Linked DNA regions of Homo sapiens: region 2 is linked to region 1. A link is a loop called in an ENCODE intact Hi-C map of the cell type or tissue named here. Cell type or tissue: endothelial cell of umbilical vein. All regions are shown on one strand.

Evidence for each region. Hi-C counts contacts between places; a loop is a spot of excess contacts. Peaks named below come from ENCODE experiments on the same cell type or tissue, not always from the same donor. Only the 100,000 strongest peaks of a DNase experiment are listed, where the experiment ranks them.
Region 2: a loop joins it to region 1, with 5 times the contacts of the local background. A loop is called at or near these places in 4 of 110 quality-filtered maps.

Annotation. Positions count from the first base shown.
Region 1 is chr3:11,494,823-11,497,322 of GRCh38, reverse strand. The region is part of intron 20 of ATG7 (autophagy related 7); the gene reads right to left. Among named protein-coding and RNA genes, the nearest start is that of VGLL4, 150 kb to the left of the region's middle. In endothelial cell of umbilical vein, no CTCF peak of the experiment used is centred here; a DNase peak (open chromatin) is centred at 1,082; H3K27ac peaks cover 2,238 bases.
Region 2 is chr3:11,547,804-11,550,303 of GRCh38, reverse strand. The region is part of intron 20 of ATG7 (autophagy related 7); the gene reads right to left. Among named protein-coding and RNA genes, the nearest start is that of VGLL4, 95 kb to the left of the region's middle. In endothelial cell of umbilical vein, no CTCF peak of the experiment used is centred here; a DNase peak (open chromatin) is centred at 1,373; H3K27ac peaks cover 903 bases.

The sequences.
Region 1 (2,500 bases):
CCAGGCTGGCCTCAAACTCCTGACCTCAAGTGATCCACCCACCTTGGCCTCCCAAAGCACTGGGATTACAGGCATGAGCCACTGTGCCTGGCCAGAATAACATATTTTGAAACTGAAATAATTACAAACATGAGAAATATACAATAAAGGTTTCATCAGAAATGACATTAGGGGCTGGGCGTGGGGGCTCACTCCTGTAATCCCAGCACTTTGGGAGGCCGAGGCAAGCGGATCACTTGAGTTGATGAGTTTGAGACCAGCCTGGCCAACACGGTGAAACCCCGTCTCTACTAAAATACAAAAATTAGCTGGGCATGGTGGTGCACGCCTGTAATCCCAGCTCCTCAGGAGGCTGAGGCAGGAGAATCACTTGAAACAGAGGTTGCAGTGAGCCGAGATCACACCACTGCACTCCAGCCTGGGTGACAGAGCGAGACTCCATCTCAAAAAATAAAATAAAATAAAAAATAATAAAAAGACATGACATAAGGAAAGGCCTATGGATTTTTGTTTATTTTAGATCCAAGTATTAACAGCTTTATTTTTCTTTTCCAGCTTCAGAAAGTATGATAATACATCCCACAGAATTAGCCCATAAAACACTCTCAATTCTTTACTCAAACAGGGTACAACAAGATCAAATGAGACAGTATTTGGGACCCCTCCTGTGATGGGATTATTAAATGTCAAGGTTTCATGAAGAGTCATGCAGGCATTCTCTGGTTTCTTTAAATGGCCCTTGGCTATTGTAATCTCTTTGATAGTCCCTAATGCACTGGTCCAGCGAGGACACAAAGTCCCAGCCTCAGCAGCCCTCAGAGAAGAGCAACTTGGTATTACAGCTTGTGCTATGGTAGGTGGGATAGGGTTGTTTCAAGAGTAGGGGAGGAGGGAGAGTAGAAAGGAAGGGAGGGAGGGAAAACATTCTCTTATCCTTGGGAAACTTGCAGGATCACTTCCCTCAATGAGTTTATGCAAGCAATCTCCACCTCCCACTGCTCCTTACAGGTCAGCGAACCCATTCAGGGATTAGGAAGTGACCCAAAAGCACCGGTGTGAGGAGAGGCTGCATAGCAGTGGAAACGCTTGGAGAGAATGCTGCATCCTGTTTAACTTGGCCTTGCCAATGCCAAACCCTTTCTCTGTGGATGTTTTTTTTAGTTAAAGAGCGATAACGTCCTCCTTTTAATGGCCTTTCCTCTCACGGAATGGGCTATTCTCTGTACTTGTGTACCCACTCTCACTGTGTCACTTAAACTCTCCTGCTTTAGCCTCCTCATCTGTGATGCAGGGAGCATGCCCAAATTTACTTACGTCATAGGGCTACCATGTGGAAAGTGCCTGGAAATGCTAGCGTGACGCGCCTATGAAAATGACACAATATAGTATAAGTCCTTACGGTGCACATGAACTGCGTTAACATCCATTATATATATTTTGCATCTTGCTGTTGGCCATTCCATTAAGAGAAAATAAAGGGAGAATGTGGGAAGTTAAATAAAACTTGAAAATGTGTGCTAGTGGCTAGAACAAAGCTAGAGTTCTCTAGAACCACATTTATGAAACACGGCAAAATAGAAACTTGGTGATATCCACGGCTGTTAGAATGATGGCCATCAGTCATGACTGACTTACAGCTTCAGGAGTTTTAAAGACAGCATTAGGAGAAATGTGAAACCTCAAATACGGCCATAGGTGGATCATTAAGTCTAATTCCTCATCTCCTAAACAGTTTGTCTTTTTCCAGTCGTTAGGAAACTGCCTGCACCCTTCTGGAGCACAACTAGTCAGTGGCTTGGTCTGGGCACCCTCTCTCTATTGACCAACAGCGCAGGGAGTTGCTGGCATTATCAAGATGTCTGGGGGTCTCTGCCAGCCTGTCTCCTTGTATGAGACCACTTGAGAGCAAGGGTGTCCATGGATTTCAGTGCCTCATCTCTCCTCAGGATGAGACACTTTATCCCTCACCCGGTAAAGCTTTAGCAGTACACTACTACCTGTAGCAGGAAGCCCCAATCTCCATTTCCTACTGTCCAGCTTTTATTCATCATTCATCCCATGATCCTTAATTCTGTCCATACTTCAAGGTCCATGACAATCCCTGCCTCCTTCCCTGGGGAGTCTAAGCCACGTACCCAACTGAGCCTGCCCTGTCTGCTTTGATTACATGAGCACATAAGCAGTCATAGACTGTCAGGTTTGGACAGGGCCTTAGAGAACATCTGTTCAAGCCTTTTTTTTTTCTGAGACGGAGCCTTGCTCTTGCTCTGTCACCCAGGCTGGAGTGCAGTGGTGCAATCTCGGCTCACTGCAACCTCCACCTCCCAGGTTCAAGCGATTCTCCTGCCTCAGCCTCCCGAGTAGCTGGGATTACAGGTGTGCACCACCATGCCCAGCTAATTTTTGTATTTTTAGTACAGACGGGGTTTCACCATGTTGGTCAGGCTGGTCTCGAACTCCTGACCTCGTGATCCACTCACCTTGGCCTCTCAAAGTGCTG
Region 2 (2,500 bases), 53 kb before region 1:
AAAAAGATGCACAGCCCTACTCATAATAAAGGAAATGCAAAGGTTTCTTAAGACACAAAAAGTACTAACCAGAAAAAAAAATGGGTTTGCATTTCACAAGAATTAAAATTTCTGATCTTGGAAGGATACCACTGAGAAAATGAAAAGGCAAGTTGCAGACTAGGAGAAAATATCTCTATATTAAAAGAACTTGTATTTAGAAAATAAAGAGAACTCTTACAACTTAATAATAAAGAGACAAAAACTTGATTTTTGGGGAAAAGATTGGAAGAGAAACTTCACCAAAGAGGAAATATAATGGCAAATAAGAAAAGACGTGCAGTTTGCAGTCCTCAGGGAAATGCAAATCAAAACCATAAAGAGACAGTGCACCCCACCTCCTCGGAGAGCTGAAGCTAAAGGCCAGCGATGCCCGATGTCTGTGAGGATGTGGGGCAGGAAGGGCCCACACACTGCTCCTAGTGGGGATGGAAACTGGCAAAACCACTTTGGAGGAAGGTCTAGTGACTGTTTAAGTGTGCGCTCACCATGTGATCCAGCCATTCCACTCCTGTTTACTCCAAAGAAACGAAAACACATGTCCACAGAAAAACTTGAGCCAGAATGTCCGCAGCAGTCTTACTCAGAATAGGTACAAACTAGAAACCACACAAATGATCATCAACGGGAAAGCAGAGAAATTGTGGTGTATCCGTACAGTGGATACTCCTAAGCCATTAAACTACTGATGGGTGCGACAACACATATGAATCTCAGTGTCTTTATCCTGGGTCAAGGAAGCCCAACTGGAAGGGGTGGGGAATGGGGTCGAAGGGTACGAGGGGTACAAGGTGGCAGTTACGTAGTATGAATAGTCTGGAGGTCTGATATACAGCACAGGACTACTGTTAATCATGCTGGACTGTACACTGGAAATTTGCTAAGAGTAGATTTTAGGTGCTCTCACCACATGCTATGGGAGTTCACAGATGTGTTAATTTCCTTGACTGTAGTAACCATTTCACTATGTGATATAAAGATACCTTACACACTTTGAATATATACAGTTTTTAAGAAAACAACCCTAACACAGAAGACATCATACTTCATATTTCATTTATATGAAATCCTACAAGGGCAAAAACCCATCTGTGGTGACAGGAAGTAGATAATTTGTCACAACTCAACAAACTGGACACTTAAAGTGGGTGTATTTCATTGTATGTAAATCACACAATACAGCTGATTGAAAAAAAAAAAGCTGCACTGAGATAACGCTGGCAAGAACCTCACTGCTTCACAATATGTTCTGTTTGTGAGCCTGTGGTGGAACCACTCTCATACCTCCCTGGTGACACACAGAGCAGTCCAACCCCTGCAGAGGACAATCTGGCAACAGCCACGATTCCTACGGCTTAACTTTTGACCCGGCCGTCTCACTTTTAGGAGTCTGTCCTGAAGACACACCTCCACTATACGAAAGGATATTATCCCCTGCTGCATGATCTCTTACAGGAAAAGACTGGGAACAGGCCCAAGAGGCCCTCAGCGGGGAACCAGCTGACTAAACCATTTGATGCACATCCACACCTGGACTACTGTGGCCCTGAAACACAGTGAGTTCAATCGGCTGATACGGGGGCTCAGTTCCGGGATTTCTTTAGTGAAAGAAAAGAAGAAAGAAATGCAGAGTATCTGTAGCATACCACCTTTGTTTAAGAAAAAAAGGTTTTTAATTTTGCAAATATAAACACAGGAACGATAAAAGGAGAAATTAATTTAAATGCCTCCCTATAGAGGGCAGGTGGGGATGAAGGCGAGACTGCTCTGAGCATGCCTTTTAATTTTGAATCATATATCTTATATATTTTAAAGACTAAAAAAGGAAACCAAAAATACAAGCAACAACAAAATAAGTAAACTGGAGTTAGTCAAAATTTAAAATTTTTGTGCTTCCAAGGACACTATTAAGAAAGAGAAAAGATAGCCACAGAATGAGAGAAAATAATTGCACATCATGTATCTGATAAGAGACTTGTATCTAGAATATATAAAGACAGGAGTTTGAGACCAGCCTGGGCAACATAGTGAGACCCCATCTTTAAGAAATTAAAGAAAAAATACAAAGGCCATTTACAACGCAATAATAAAAAGAAAACACAATTTAAAAATGTGGCAAAAGTCCAAGCGTGGTGGCTCATGCCTGTAATTTCAGCACTTTGGGAGGCCAAGGTGGGAAGGTCACTTGAGCCCAGGAGTTCAAGACCAGCCTGGAAAACACAGGGAAATCCTGTCTCTATCAAAAAAATTTAAAAACTAGTTGGGTGTGGTGGTGCACACCTATAGTCCCAGCTACTCTGGAGGCTGAGGTGGGAGGATCCCTTGAGCCCAGGAGGTCAAGGCTACAGTGAGCCATGACCATGCCACTTACACTCCAGCAAGACCCTGTTTCAAAAACAAAACAAAACAAAAAAAGGGGCAAAGATGTTGGATAGACATTTCTCCAGAAAAAGACACAAAT